Regions from separate parts of the Homo sapiens genome. Here region 1 is linked to region 2. A link is an interaction called in ENCODE POLR2A ChIA-PET data of the cell type or tissue named here. Cell type or tissue: MCF 10A. All regions are shown on one strand. Each heading gives the region's core, and the rest is flanking DNA. Links, peaks and the distances in the headings are about the cores only.

The links. ChIA-PET counts read pairs that join two places held together with the same protein. Peaks named below come from ENCODE experiments on the same cell type or tissue, not always from the same donor. Only the 100,000 strongest peaks of a DNase experiment are listed, where the experiment ranks them.
Region 1: POLR2A ChIA-PET joins it to region 2 with 5 read pairs; 2 of 35 experiments call an interaction of 5 or more read pairs at or near these places.

The regions. Positions count from the first base shown.
Region 1 is chr2:7,785,035-7,793,056 of GRCh38, forward strand. No RefSeq gene overlaps it. Among named protein-coding and RNA genes, the nearest start is that of LINC01871, 63 kb to the left of the region's middle. In MCF 10A, for the core only: no CTCF peak of the experiment used is centred there; a DNase peak (open chromatin) is centred at 3,927.
Region 2 is chr2:8,565,969-8,573,990 of GRCh38, forward strand. It overlaps LINC01814 (long intergenic non-protein coding RNA 1814), which reads right to left. Exons shown (of 6, transcript NR_110257.1): 5 at 4,480-4,613; 6 at 1-1,983. Among named protein-coding and RNA genes, the nearest start is that of LINC01814, 14 kb to the right of the region's middle. RefSeq lists an enhancer at 5,953-6,532. In MCF 10A, for the core only: no CTCF peak of the experiment used is centred there; no DNase peak of the experiment used is centred there.

The sequences.
Region 1 (8,022 bases), core at 1,943-6,942, 780 kb before region 2:
ATGATATTTTTTGGGTGACTGTTGAATTCATAAATTGCAAAGGCCACCATCCTAGGGTTCACGTTTGTTGGAGGATATATGGCAGGTAAGTAAGTTGAGGTTAAATCATGAATTTCAAGCCAGGGACTTTTAGGTTTTCTATTCTAAGAGAAGTGGAAGCTATTCCACAAATTTCATAGACTCTATGATGATCAGATTGGCAGAGGTATATCATCCTAGATGTATCAGGTTCTGCTTGGATGTGTGGGGTATGTGAGATCTTGGAGCATTGGGGTATAACCTGAATTTGGGGAGAAATCAAAGCAAGCTTGAACTCTCAACTTTATTGTCAAATAAATAAAAATTAAAATTAAAAAACGAGTAATTGCCCGGCATGGTGGCTCACGCCTGTAATCCCAGCACTTTCGGAGGCCAAGGAGGGTGGATCACTTGAGGTTGGAAGTTTGAGACCAGTCTGACCAACATGGAGAAACACCGTCTCTACTAAAAATACAAAATTAGCTGGGCATGGTGGCACATGCCTGTAATCCCAGCTACTTGGGAGGCTGATGCAGGAGAATCGCTTGAACCTGGGAGGCAGAGGTTGCGGTGAGCCGGGATCGCACTATTGCACTCCAGCCTGGCAATAAGAGTGAAACTCCATCTCAAAAAAAAAAAAAAAAAAAAAAAGTAATTGAGCCCTTTGAGCCCTTTACCCAGTGAAGAAAGAGCAGAGTTGCTCATTCCCTTTGGCTTCTCTTGAAAGAAAAGGTGAGTAGCACAGTTATTTCTTCATAATCTCTTTAAAGGGCTACTTGTAAGTACATTTCAAGTAGCACAATAGTGATGAGCCGACGCTGTGTATTACAATCTGCTTTTACTTACTACAACCGAGTCCCTCAGTCCAGTTGCACAATGCCAGCCACTTCAGCTTTCCCATATGCAAATACGATTCAGGAGCTCCCTCTGCAATGGGATCAAGTAAAAGAAAACATTTTTTACAGTTAAAAGAAAGCAATTTATATAACCAGGAATTGAAGATGCTTTAAAATTTTAATAGTAAGTAGGAATAATACTAATTTCTTAAGAAAAAGTAGGACAGGCCAGGAGCGGTGGCTCACGCCTGTAATCCCAGCACTTAGGGATGCCAAGGCAGGTGGATCACCTGAGGTCAGGAGTTTGATACCAGCTTGGCCAATATGGCGAAACCCTGTCTCTACTAAAACAAAACAAAATAAAATACAAAAATTAGCTGGGCGTGGTGTCAGAAGCCTGTAATCCCAGATTCTCAGGAGGCTGAGGCAGGAGAATGGCTTGAACCTGGGAGGCAGAGGTTGCAATGAACTGAGGTCACGCCATTGCACTCCAGCCTGGGTGACAAGAGAGAAACTCAGTCTCAAAAAAAAAAAAAAAAAAGAAAAAAGAAAAGAAAAGAAAAGAAAAAGTAGGATTAATTCACTATTTATGTTTCAAGTGCTATTCTAAGGACTTTATAAACAGCCTCTCTAATTCCACAATAGTCCCAATAGGTAGTTGTTATTATTCCCATTTTATAGATGAGAAAGCTGAGTTCTGAGGATCATTACATAGTGGCTGTGGCAGGTGAGATCCAGCCACATTGAGCTTGAAACAGGGTTGTGATACTGAATCTGCCTTCCTCGTGGTTCAGCAGATGGAATCCTTTATTTAGAGTGGAAAGAAACAATTGTCATCTTTAGGCATCAGTCTGTATGAAATTAATATTTCCCACCTCCCTCTTCTCATCTGTAAAGTGGGGACTAGGGAACATCTTCAGCTTATTTCCCAAATTCTCGTTAAGGACCACCTGAGGGAGGATAAACAGCAGAATGAAAATAGCAAAACACAACATGACATCTTGGAGCTCTGTTCTAGCTGATCCACAAACATTCCACGACACTTGAGATCTGCTGCTGACTTGAGTGAGCGGATATCTTCAGGAAATAATTAGCCCTTCCCAGTAACAAAAGAGTAGGTAGGGCTCTGGAGTTTGGGCACCCAAACACAGAACACTGGGACTAGAAGGTTTTGTGAAGAATTGAAAAAAGAAGTTATCATTTATGGTATTTTAAATCTTTCTTTTTAATCAACATACATGTAATATTTTTCCAAAGTCAGGTTTCTCTTCAGATTGGTGGTGGTATTTACCATTTCTCTTATTTTTATTTATTTATTTATTTTGAGATGGAGTCTCGCTCTGTCGCCAGGCTGGAGTGTAGTGGCACAATCTCTGCTCACTAAAACCTCCCCCTCCTGAGTTCAGGCTACTCTCCTGCCTCAGCCTCCCGAGTAGCTGGGACTACAGGTGCGCACCACCATGCCCAGCTAATTTTTGTATTTTTAGTAGAGGCAGGATTTCACCATGTTGGCCAGGATGGTCTCGATCTCTTGATCTCGTGATCCTCCTGTCTCGGCCTCCCAAAGTGCTGGGATTACAGGCATGAGCCACCACACCCGGCCGTCAGCCATATTTACCATTTCTAATCTACGACGTAAGTAATCTCCATAAACCACTCTACCTCACGTATGTTAGTGAGGCCCCATACACTGAACATTGTCCATCAATTGTTTCTCTATTTGCTGTTAAACATTTTAATAGGGTCTTCTCAAAACATAACAAGATGCTTTGATATTTTTGTTTGTTCTTAAAATTAGGAAATATGAAGAAAGAAAAGAACTGAAGTGAGCTACCTTGGGGCCTTAGAGGGAAGGCCAGCAGTATTGTCAACCCATTTGGTTCTGCCAAATCATGATGAAAGTAATGGCCCAACCCGGCTGAGAGTAAGCCCCTGTGTTTCTCTGCAGCAGATGACTGAGAAGCAGCCAGGCTGGTCCCCATTCTGAGCTGCAGCCCAGCCTGCTCCTGTTCACTTCCTCTGTCGTTCTGGGAGGTTTGTCAGCTTGCACCTCTTCAGCTCCTTCATGCTGACATCATGTTGGAAAAGCCACTTTACTTCTTAGAGATTCAAATAACCCAAGCCTTGCTTGACTTGCTTCTCAGGACAACAGAATAGACACCAATCAGAAACTCCATGGCAGTGTGAACTGTTTTTACCTTCCAGGCCCTGCCTTTCTCTGCTGGCTGTCTTCATCGGGATCACACCAGAACTTCTAGCTTATCACATCTTTGCTTGACTAACTTCAATTCATCCTCTAAGACTTAGCTCAGGTATGACCTGCCCTGGGAAGCTCCTTTGAGACCCTCACTGCCCTCCCAGGGCCATATGCTGATTTTCTCTATGACAATTTTACATTAAAGCCGTGTGCCCATTTTGCCTACTAAACTTGGAGCTTGTTTTGCAGAGGGAAATTCCCTAATGATCTTAATGGTACTCTCTGTTAGCCTGAAGCCTGGTATCCTGTAGACATTGATTCTTATAATAATATTGATGAATGAATAAACAAATGAGAAATTGTGAAGATGGGGCATTATCTTTCTAATGATCATCACTGTATTTGGTGTAACCATTCATATTCATTTAATGCCAAGATATAGTAGCAAGTGCAAAGGTATACTGCCAACTGTGTGAAATGCTATTGATAGATACTTCTGCTGAAACCATGTACATTATATGCTAATAAAATAAACTAAAATATGTCTTGTGTTCCTCTAAGTGCTTTGCAAATATCAACTCATGTAACCTTCATACAACCCTATGTGGTATATGCTATTATTAACCTCAATTTTCAGATGGAGAAACAGGTATAGAGAGTTAAACACCTAGTTCAAGACCGAAGAGCTACAAAGAAGACAGAATTGGAGTTCAGACAGTCTTTGCTCAGGGTACGTTCTCTGCCCAGGCAGGGCGGGCATTCCTAGTGGGTCCTTCTCCCTTGCCTCTTTGAGGTGACTCACACCCTCTTTGGAGCAATTGCCTGATTTTATTGAAAGTGTCCATTTTCATTTTGGCTTGGTCTAGTAGACCGTGAATTCTTTAAGAAAGGTCATATTTCCCCACATCTTTCAGAATTCCTGGCACGTAACGGGTGCTGATTTTTGTTTGTTTTTTGTTTAATGAGTAGACGATCAAAGATTCATTGAGTTGTGGAATCATCACATACCTCTGGAAGAAGCTGAGAGAAAATTTTGCGAGTTGCAAATGCCAGCTTAAGTGTTCAAATTGGTGCTTCCCAGCTTCACCACAGGGATGTCCTGTGTCCAGTGAGATAAGAAAAGTAGTTCAACAGAAAGTGACCCTCTTGTTAAATGTTTATGAAATGTAAAACATGGTAGTAATGGTCCTCTTTTACATCAGCTAAATAAATTATGTTCTTGGTCCACCCACCAGTGGACTTTTATGTCTTGGTTTCCTAACTACAAATTAATTCTGAGTAACATCTTCACTCAAACTTCCTGATAAAATAATCATATGCAATATAAAGGGGCCTTGAATTTTCCCTTAAGATTATAATTTCAAAGTCATTCTAGAATTGAGAGGAAAGAGAAGGGAAAGAGGGAGAAAAGAACCAAATAGCTATTTCAGTAAAGAGCACTTTCCTGGCTTTGGAGAGAATACAACAAAGGAGTAATCCTGCAATGGGTGAATACAACAAGCACAAAAGTTACAGTCTATGGACTCAGTCTGTAGGTGAAGACTGTGGTAATGTAGGAGGCTACATCGGTGATCCAGGCTGGCTTTTCCAAAGCCTGCTTGTGAAGATATTGGATTCCAAAACCTGAAAGATATTAGAGTCTCCTAAAGCTTTGCTCTGCCTGAGGCTTGCATTCCCCTGTGAACTCAGAATTTAGTGAATTTAAATCCACATGGACTTTAGGAGGCTTTGAGCTAGGATGAAACATGGACTGTCATTTTGAAGGTTTTTGCAGATATATTAATTTATCCTGAACTGCAGATGCAGGCACATTCAAGAGGCCTAACCTGTCTATCTCATCCAATTAGGGACCAAAGTGTATTGGAGTTCACATAATTCAGTCTCCCATCTCTATGTAGATACTTCCCAAACCACCCAAGGCTGAATGTAAAAAAGTCAGTTGGCAGTGAAGGATAAGACTACATCCTCTCTCCTGGAGCCTTTTCCATGTTCTTTCAGAACCTCATGGCTATGCTGCAATCACCTTATTTAACTCTTAAGTGGTAAGCAAGTGTCCTTAAAACAGGCCCAATCTGGGCCAGGCATGGTGGCTCACACCTGTAATCCCAGCACTTTGGGAGGTCAAGGCAGGAGGATCACGAGGTCAGGAGATCGAGACCATCCTGGCTAACATGGTGAAACCCCGTCTCTACTAAAAATACAAAAAAAAAAAAAAAAAATCAGCTGGGTGCAGTGGCAGGCGCCTGTAGTCCCAGCTACTCGGGAGGCTGAGGCAGGAGAATGGCGTGAACCCAGGAGGCGGAGGTTGCAGTGAGCCGAGATCACGCCACTGCACTCCAGCCTGGGCTACAGAGCTAGACTCTGTCTCAAAAACAAACAAATAAGCAAAAACAAAACAAAACAAAACAAAACAAAACAAAACAAAAAAAATAGGCCCAATCTGAGTCCACACCCTTCCCTGACATTTCCTTCCAGGATAACTGTATTCCCATCTCTCCAAATCTGCTGTCTTTATTTCTTCTTAATCCTTCCCCAGATTTACTCTTTACCTGATGCAAGCAGGAAAATTTAGAAAAATGATATTTTCCAAAATATGTATCTCTCTAATTAAAAATGTGGTAGTAAGGTCAGTTTGGTAAATATTTGTGGAGTTCCAACTCTGTGTCCGACAGTAGAAGAATACGAAGAATAACAAGTCACAGCCACTGCATGAAGCGTAAAGACATTAAACCAAACATACAGAAACAACTGCAATGTAAATAAGAACTCTAAAGGTTCTAATGGGAGAGAACTCATACACTTAGGCCTGTGTTCCCCAAGGCATGCTCCATGTATCTTCTGCATCAGACTCATCTGAATGTTATTGAAATGGACGTTTTGAGAGTCTACTCCAGACCTGTGGAATCAGAATCTCTACAGGCAGGACTTGGAATTCTTTACTTTAATCAACACCCACAAAACCAAACGTTTTGTTCTCTGAATGACTCAAGAGAGTCAGAGATCTGCTTGGAGGCAGTAGAATTAAAGATGGTTGCAATTTCAAAAATAAGAAATGCAAGAAAGGGATTTTGTGCAGAAGGAGCAGTAAGGCACCGCCGGGCGCGGTTGCTCACGCCTGTAATCCCAGCACTTTGGGAGGCCGAGGCGGGCGGATCACGAGGTCAGGAGATCGAGACCATCCTGGCTAACATGGTGAAACCCCATCTCTACTAAAAAATACAAAAAATTAGCCGGGCGTTGTGGCGGGCGCCTGTAGTCCCAGCTACTCCGCAGGCTGAGGCAGGAGAATGGCCCGAACCCGGGAGGCGGAGCTTGGAGGCACCGAAAAAAAGCCTTGGGAAGCATCCTGGGAAGGAATGCACTTTGGCTGGAACATACTGTATGTGAAGATGAGCCGGGCAAGATGAGCCGGAACGTGACATTGGGTCTTCTGCCCTAAGACTATTACTTGTTTGAAGACTGCTAAAGGGCAGACTGCACTTCTGTTAAGTTTGGTTACGACTCTAATCTCATGAGGATATTTAATTTATTTTTCACTTCAATTGGTTTCTTAGCATGATATTATGGTATAGTGAAAACAACTTCAGTTTTTTATTTCTGATTTTGTTTTCCTTAAACCAGCATTGATGTAAATTCTAGCCCCATCACGTATTAGCTTTATGATCTCATGCTAAATCAGAGCCTCAGTTTGTGCACCAACCAAATGGACATAACAACAACCAGTTGTCTTTAGGGATTAGCAGTAATGCACAGTAGTGACCTGGGATATAAGAAGCACTCAATAAAGGGAAGCTATCATTGAAGAATTATTGAACTTTTAGGACATCGGGAAAGAAGCTTGGTTTTTCCTGACCTCTCCTTGGATCTAGCAAATCACCTTACGATTTTTATCTTCAGATTCAACTGTCTACCTGGTGTATTTACGATCTCACTGAATTTCAACTTCTGAAACTCTTTTAAAGCCATGTCAGCCAGGGACAGCGTTGAGTCCTTGTGTTAGGATGGCCTGGTGCCAAGGCAAATGTTTAAGCTTGGCTGAGGGCTTGACAAGTTGCATTCAATGAATGTTCTACGTTTTAAAGAAAATGAAAACCCAGGAGCTTTTTTGGGAACAGAGGGTTGGCTTCTCAGCTGGTGGATAATAACCACACAGGTGCACTGCCTCCCAGTGACGCGGGGTGAACATTTGACCCATAGAGCCTGGTGAAGCCATCCCTGGGAAAGCCTGAAGCAAGTGCAGCTCTGAGTGTGTGCAGCTCTGTTTGACTTGGCTGCAGTCCCCACAAACCTGGTGGGGGGTATAGCCCAGAGGAAAACAGCCTTGACACTGACTCTGGTCACTGCCATGCTCTGGGCCACCTGTGGGTTTCACAACCCACTTTCCCTTGCCCACAGCATCCCAGCCAGTTAGTGTGTATTCCCAGAAAAGAAAGATCCCATTGCTCTCTTGCTCCAATGCTCAGTATCTGCCCAGGGTCGACGCCTAAAGGCACTCACCTGTGTACACCTCTGAGCACAGGCGCTGGGCCAGCTGCACCATCAGAAATCTTTGTTGATTCTGAGTCTCTCTCCTATTTCCAAGCATCAATAAATATACAAGTTCTATTGCAATGGGGAAGAAACTAATGTTCAGTAAGCACCTGCCTCCAGCCAGGTGCTTTCACAAGCAGTACTTTGTTTAATCTTCTAAGCAACTGTATAAGAAAGGTGTTAATATATTTATTTGATAAAGATGGTGAGGTTTCGAAGTCTTAAGTAACTTGAAAATGAGACATCAGAGGAGAAAAGATTTGGACTCAGCATTCTGACCCTGAGTTCATGATCTTTGCCTTCACTATGCTGCCTCAATATGTTCTAGAAAGAGCAGTGGGTCAGGGGAGGAGAAATCTGGATTCTAGCCCAAGTTCTCAAATTGGCTAGAGACGAATCGCTCCCTCTATTTCAATGTCTCTGACCCTATTTATAAATGGA
Region 2 (8,022 bases), core at 2,021-7,020:
TCTGGCCCAGAACTCGGGACCCAGGCACTTCACCAATGGCCTTCCCCTCTGGCTAAGATTGGAAGCCCTCTGGGGGGATTGCAGAGAACCACCTCTCCACCCTGACCCAGGCCTAGAAGAGACAGCAAACTCCCAGGACTTTGGGGAACCAGCAGAGCCCAGGCTGTTAGCTGGGACCTGGACAGTCTTGGCATGCAGGACTGAGGACTGGTGCCCATCCGTCACCTTTTGCCCTGACAGAGTCCTCCAGCCCCCTGCCTGTCCTCTCCCTCCCATGCTGCCCTCACCTGCTAACCACGATGGGCCTGGCTGACCACATCTCATTCCCAGAAGAAAAGTCTCCAGAGGGAGAGAGTTCAGACTCCTCAACCCCACACTGAGGATGCTCCATGATCCCCAGCCAAGTTTTCCAAATTCATCCACTACACCCCAGCTATACGTTCATAGCAGCTTAAGCCTCTCCACAATCGGCCTATGTCCATCTGTCTCTCCCACCTTGACTTCTGAAGGGCAGAGCCCAGGTCTTATTCATCTTCATATCCTGCCATGCCACCTTGGTCCCCTCCCCAGCACATGACCTTCAATGTACCCAGGAGGCACTCATTGAAGACTTGTTCTATGGAAAGAATAAAGTTGTGGCCAACTACAGATTCTACTCCTAACTCTGCAAAATTGCAGTGCTGTTTGCTACAAAGAAATTTGCAGGCTGGTGAAATGTTCTCGGAGGATCTTAGACCATCGAATTTTTCAAGGCTCTTTTTTAATCTCCTTCAATTCTTGAAAAGACTCTGACCCTTTGACCATCTGCTGCGCACGGAGTCTGCTCTGAATCCACACAAAGGCTTCCCCATCCTGCCCAGTCTCCCAAGGCACAAAATAAAACCAGCTTCGGAAAATGTAAACCCAGAGCAAGGTGATCCGTCACTAAAATTTCCTGGGAGGAAGCTCACCTTCCGTGACCATAAATTGTTGGTGAGCCATCTCACCTATTGTGCGGTGCTCTCCAAACAGACACCTGTTGCCATAGCAACCCTCACATCTGTCGCTACCTTAGAAGAGAACACCTTTTAAAAAGAAATCTACTTAGCAACATGGCACATTAACTTCTGCACCTTCTTACGGACTCTCAGAAATCTAGGCCTGAGTACGCTAAGGTGAATGGTGCCTCTTTGAACAATCTAGAAGACACTGCTTCAGCCAACAGTGGTCCCTTCCTCCACCTGCCCCCACCTGTCTCTGGGTATGAGTCAAGGGCTGGCACTGCACACAGGGCAGTTACACAAGCCGATTGTTATAAAAATAACGCTACGGTTCAGGGTGTTTTGCTCACAGAATTTCACTTAGTCCTAGGGACAGTCTGTGCAGCAAGCACTGTCCCTGCGTTGGTGATAAGGGGCCCAGCCCCAAAGCTCCAGCTTCCTCCAGCGCAGCCTTCTGCCTGTCATGAGGGTGCAGCCACACCTGGCTCAGGGCAGGCCCTCCACACGCTGTGGATCTGCTTGTGTTCCCAACAACCCAGAAAGAAAGATTTTTTTTTATTATCCCTGTTTTACAGAGGAGAAAGCAATCTTGGAGGAGTGACGTATCTCCCCGAGATGCCTCCAGAAGTCAGCGGAGGCACAGAGGCTCACACTCCCAGCTCACATTTCACCAGTGGCTTCCAGGCTGCCTCCCATAAGCCTGAGAAGAGGCTTCCCCGTGTGGCTTAGGAATAAATTCCAATCTCGCAAGAACAGCCCTGTGGCCAGGCTGTCAACTCTTCTGGAATTCTCCATGGAAACATTTCTGCATATTGCAGGGGATGAAGACCAGGGAAGCAGGTAGCAGACGTACACGTGCAGGAATCACCTGCTGGATTTGGTGAAAATGCAGATTTGACTCATGGGTCTGGGCGGGGCCTGAGCAGCTGCATTCTAACCAGCTGCCGGGTGATGCCGATGCTCTGCTCCTCGGCCGCAATTTGACAAAAGGGACACGGCGCCTCTGTACAGAAGAACAGGTACATCAGGTACAAAGATGTGGTGTTGTCCCCAGGACAACCCAGGACTGTTGTGGACTGTGTGTTAAGACCTAGCATTGCTAAGGAAGCTCAGAGAGGGGAAAGGAGGCTGCTGGCCCCAACCTTCCGTGGACTGACTTCTGCACCTGCAGCCCTCCTGGCCTCTGGGCTCACTGTTAGTAGTGGATGTGTCTTCTCCATTTCTGATTGCCTAGTGCTTGGCCTGGTGCCTGGAATATGCTAGATGCCCAATAATATGGACTGAATCACAGCAAAAAGGGAGGGAGGGAGGAAGTAGGTGGATAGGTTTGATGGAAAAATGAGCACTCACATCAAGCAAGATGCTGAGGTGTGATCTATGTTGGTAACATTATATAAGGCTTGCACTTGCCTATGATGGACACAAAATGGATACTCTATGCCAAATGATTGACAGAAAGAACAGGCCCACTCACGTGGCTTTATGCATTTCTGTAGCTCCACAGGGTCGAGACCCCTACCTTGCCTATGGCGGTCTTCTAGAACCAGAGAAACCTCTGGATATTTGAAAGACATAAGGGGCTGTGTTGGTAAATTTTATGTGTCAACTTGGCTGAGTCACCATGCCCAGATATTTGGTCAAACATTATTCTCGATGTTTCTGTGAGGGTGCCTTTGACTGAGATTGATATTTAAATCAGTGGACTTTGAGTAAAGCAGGTGACCTTCCATCGTGTGTGTGGGTCTCACCCAATCAGGTTAAGGCCTGAAGAGGCTAAAGAGTGACCTTCCCCGAGCAAGAAGGAATCCTGCCAGGCCTCTGGGCTTGAACCACAGCCCCAAACTTTCCCAATCTGCATCCTGCTGGCCAGCCTGCAGATTTTCTGGAATTTACACAATTCCGTAATTTTGTAAGCCAAATCCTTAAAATAAATCTCTCTATATACACACACATGTTGTTGGTTCTGTTCTCTGGAGAACCCTGGCTAATACAGGGCAAGAAGGTGCTACACTCTGCAGCAGACAATACACTGCTCATCCCACAGGACACTAACGTGTAACACGTGGCCTTCAACAGAGACTGGGGAGTCACGGTACATCTCTAACCCAGGGGAAGAGGCCGCTGTGCCTTCAAACGGTGGCTGTCACACTCCAGTGTCAGCAGAGGTGCTATTAACAGGGCACCCATGAGGAACACTTCCCGGGATCCCAATTCAGAAAGTCCACAGGATCATATTTCACCCTGCACACCCAGTCCCAGATGAGTCCAGCATCCGGGACCCTCAGATCACATTTTGAGGGTGAAAGGGAAAGAGAAGGAGGGAGGTCAAAAGGGAGACAGCGAGGAGGGAGGTGGGGAGAGAGGAAGGAAAGAAGGGAAGGAGAGGGGCCGGGAGGAAGGAAGAGCTTTGTTCCTAGTGCAGTTTCCCACTCACCACTCCCTCTGGAGCACCCACCAATCTGGGTCAGTGCAGCAGCCAACCCCCGAGGGCATGGCTGTGATGCCAACTCCTCTCCCACGTGGGTGCCACCTCCCATCAATCTCCCATCACCCCTTCCCAGCACCACAGCCAGGCCACAGCCATCAACCCAAACCCCACTCCTCTGACCACCACACCCCACCCATTGCCAGCTGGAAAACTAGCCCCAGTGCTCACCTGGGAGCACCCTTGCTTTTCAACTGCCATACCTGTCTCTCTGTTCAATCCACGGCCCTGAGCTGGATGGAGGGTCCCGCAACAGACAGAATGGAATGGCCCTGCCATGCACCTGCCACATCTGCCACGCCCTTCCCGAGATGCTGCACAACACCCGTGTCCCCTCTGCAGTGCATGGGCAGCTGCAACTCCACTCTGTCCTCCTCAGGGTGCTCCCGGCAGCCCACAGGCCCCCAGGAAATGAGCCACCGGGATAGTGAGCCCTTGGTCATCCACCCAAAACACAGCACTCGTCCCTTTTCTAGCAGAGCAGGGTGACTTCACCACCCTATGGTCACCAAGCACAGGGCATTCCCGACCCTGCGATGGGAGCGAAACATGAAAGCCCTGGAAAAATCGAGTTAGGAGAGAGGAGGAGGAGGGAAGGGCATTGAAGACCATTTCCCATGCGAGAAACCACCCTCTGGACAAGGCAGGAACCAATTGGAAGACTCAAGCAACTCCCCAGACTCACTGGAACTCAGAATCCTGCACTTTGCAACCTCCATTACTGATTGTAAAAGTGGTGATATTTGTAAACAGCATCCTCACAGAAGGTTTCCCTTTGGTTTGTTTAATAATTACTGTTTAAAGAAAGTCATGACTTCATCAAAAAACAAAAACAAAACCCCAGATGCGGCATTTGAATAGTTCCTGGGGAAATTTAAGTCATGGAGAAAAGAAAGATCACGGGAAAAGAATCAACTGCATTATTTTTTTTAAAAATGGCCTAAATTAGAACAGATCTCAGGAATGGCTTCCTAAGATAGATTTCTGACAAATGAAAACACAACATGGGCTCACCCTCCTGGGAGAGATGGGGGCTCTGCGGTCGTGGTTGATGCGTTTAGTTTGTTTTGCTTTCGCGAAGTAGGAGCTCATTCACTCTTGATTCAATCCATCAGGAACACGAAAGCAGATTGTGTGCAGGGAGAGATCTACAAAACAGAGATTCCAGAACCTCAGCTGCCTCCCTTCCAATGGAGTCCACTGCTTTGAAGCTCTTCTTGAAGCACACATCTCTCTCCACCAAGGACCACACACAATGTGGTTGAGTCCCCTTCCACCAAACACCCTAAAACATGGGGGCCTCTGGGCCCCCTTAGGCTCCTGGAAAACCCCTTCTGAGATGACTTGGCAACTGGGGGCCCCGGGGCCTGGGAACCTTGGGTCAGGCACAGAGGCCAAGTGGCCCTGCAGCCGGTGCGGACCATTCAGGGCTGGCTTAGCGAGCGAGCGCAGGGCCCGCATTCACAGGCACAAAACCTCGCTGGTGGCACTGGGCACGCAGCCCTTCCTGTCGCCAGACGAGACTTCCTCGACATTGCTCCCATACTAAGAAGCACCGCGTTTCATTCAACAAACCAAGTGTGGATTTGATAGCTGTAGTTACTATAGAGATGCGAGGTTTTCTGCAGGGGAAGGAGCCCTGGCGGCTTGACCCCGAATCCTTCACACAGCCCACAAAGTAGCCAGATGCTCCGAAAGAAATGATGGGAGCTGGACAGGAAATGACGGCCAAGGCAACAGCCTTGCTTTCCCATCTGCGTCGAGCCCGCCTTTGTTTTGCCATCTTTTCACCCCATTTTTAATCTATGCCATGTTCATATATTGTGATATCTTTATAAGCCATCAGAAACTCTTTTCTTGAATGAGGAGAGAGGTGATGAAATACAAGAAATGGAGTGACCTGAAAGGAAATAAGCGGGTGGCTGCAGACTGACGAAGGTGGGAACTCTGGGTTCGCGGTGATGCTCCTGCATGCCTCTTACCTGGGGCCTCTGCGTTCTAGGCAGAGGCAACAGCGTCATGGACTTTAAAGAATTTCTAGCTTTGATGCCTGAAGTGCTTCTAGAGAGGTGTTCCTTTTTTTTGAGACAGAGTTTCGCTCTTGTTGCCCAGGCTACTAAGCAAAGAACTAACGTCAGAATTCCCTAGGGTGCCAAAAACACACCCACAAAACTAAAATCCACATCCCCAGGCCCCCACTGACTCTGTCTCAGGGGAGTAGGACCCCGAATCTGCACTTTCCCCAGGTAACTTGAGCTCAATGCAGCATGAGCACCGCTGCCCTAAAAGGCAAGTGCCCAGCCCCTGCCATCTGCCAGCAGCTGCCCCACGCTGACCGACTCTCTCCTCCCCACATCGAGGCCCCATAGGTTGGGCTCATGGCCTCCCTCGCCTCTCCCAACAACACCTGTGTAGCCTGGAAGCCACAGCTGTGTGATGCCCTCTTTCCTGACCCCTTGTGCATGGCCCTCCTTCTCCCATTCCCCCTCCCCGCTCAGGGCCCCCAGGGCCTTGCAGAAGTCCCACCCCAGCACGGGGACACTGTGGGGGCCCCAAGTGGCTCCAGGGTTAGTCACCTCCACTAGTCTGCCAGCTCCATCAACAGCCTCATCCTGGTCTTCACTGAGCTGCAGACTAGGCCGGGTGCATAGCGAGTAAATGTTTGTTGAACAAACAGATGGGTCTTTATTACTTTCCTCCAGGAACTCACTCACCCTGTGCTGCTCCCAACCCCAACACACAGCCTGTGACAAAACAAGGCCCCATGGAACCCTGGCTAGACTGCAGTTCGGGAGCCGTCTGCCTCTGGCTAGGTATTTCCATGTCTTTGAGTCTGGCTCCTACAGCAGCCTCTCTCTTTCTGTAATCAAAACGGGACTCATGCCGTGAGCCTCAGCTTAAATGCCACCTCCTCTAGGAAGCCTCCTTTGATTTCCTCCTATTCATTCCAAACATTTCCTGAGTGTCTGCACTCAAGGACTGCTGGGAAGCGCCTTGCTGCTTCCCTCCTCTGGCCTTTGTGGATGGCTCTTATTTTACTCCTGTGTCTTTGGAATTACATATCACACACATGCAACACATAAGCACACAAATACATGCACACACATGCACTCACACACACCCTTCAACAGACGAGTGAGGACTGAGTCTTGCTCATTAGTCCAGAGATTTACAGGGAAAAGCTTCCCAGAAAGGTTTGTTGAATGAAGAAAGCATAGAAGGAAACCAGGCTCACAGAAGGGGAACCTGGGTAAGTCCAAGGAAGGGAAGCTAACAGCCTAAGCCTAGTGGCTTCTCTTGACTGTACCCTTACTAGTGACAAAATCAAAATCCACAGTTGTAAATGCCACAGCTGGGAAGCACAGCCAGGTGCATCTGGCTTGGGAGCCCACACCCTCCCCACAACCTCTCCTGCCCCAGCCCACCTGCAAATGGAGCAGCAGGGTCTAGAGCTGGCCTCCCCAGGGCTCTATGCTAACCACAGCGAGGCTCTGCGTGCGGGTCATGCCAGCTGCCTGGGACCCACAGGGGCGTCCGGGGCCACTGAGGGAGCAGAGTGAGAGGAACAGCTCCAGCACAGTGCTGGAATTCAGCCCGCCCAGAGTCCATCAGCACAGTGCTGGAAGTCAGCACGCCTAGATGCCAACGTCGGGTTCTACCGCTGACTAGCTGCGTCTTGGCCATGTTATTTCACTTCTTTGTGCCTCAGTTTCCTCACTGGTAAAATGGAAAGAACAAGAAGAATAATGTCTACATTATGAGAGCGTTATGCCATTTCAGTGAGGTGATACTTGTGCCAGCTCCGCGAAGCCAGAGGCAGACAGCCTGCACTGAACGCTGGGGTGATGATTACATCAGCCACCACGTATCAAGCACCACCGTTCCGGCCCCTCTCTTATCCTTTGCTTATTTAATCCCCACCACTAGCCTCTAAGGAAGTATTCACATCCCCATGTGCAGAGGAGAAATCGGAGGTGGTTTGACTTGCCCAGGGCCACCCAGGTAATGAGGGGTTTGGACCGAGGATCCCGGCCTCCACAGTTGTCACATGGCTGTCTGCCTTTTGCAGGTCAAAATTCCCCAGCCAGAGCCAGGTCCCCCGCAGAAGCTGTGTGTCCTGTCTGCAGCGGGAGGCCAGGCCTGCCTGGTGCTCACATTCCCCAGGTGGACTGTCTGGGAAGAACCGCCACCCCCTGGGCTTGTGGGAGTGAAGGCCTGTGCAAGGTGGTGGGGGAAGGGCGAGCCGGACAGAAAAGCCCCAGGTAATGTAAATGGAAACTCTAACCGACAGCCCTGCACCTGGTGTTTTTGCATTTCCCAATCCAGCTGAAGGGATTGTGTGTGCAGCTTTGAGCTCACTCCTAGGCCGAGGTCAGGTGTGGCCTGGAGGAAGCAAGCAGTGGCCCACGTCGCGAGACAGCCGGTCTGCACCGCAAAGCCACTTCACGTCCCAGCCTGGGAATTCTGGGATGGTGCTTGTTTCAACCCTGTCCCTTGGGTGACCTGGAAAACACCTGGGTGTCACCCCCACCTCAGCTCTAAGCCGGTCATTCCCGG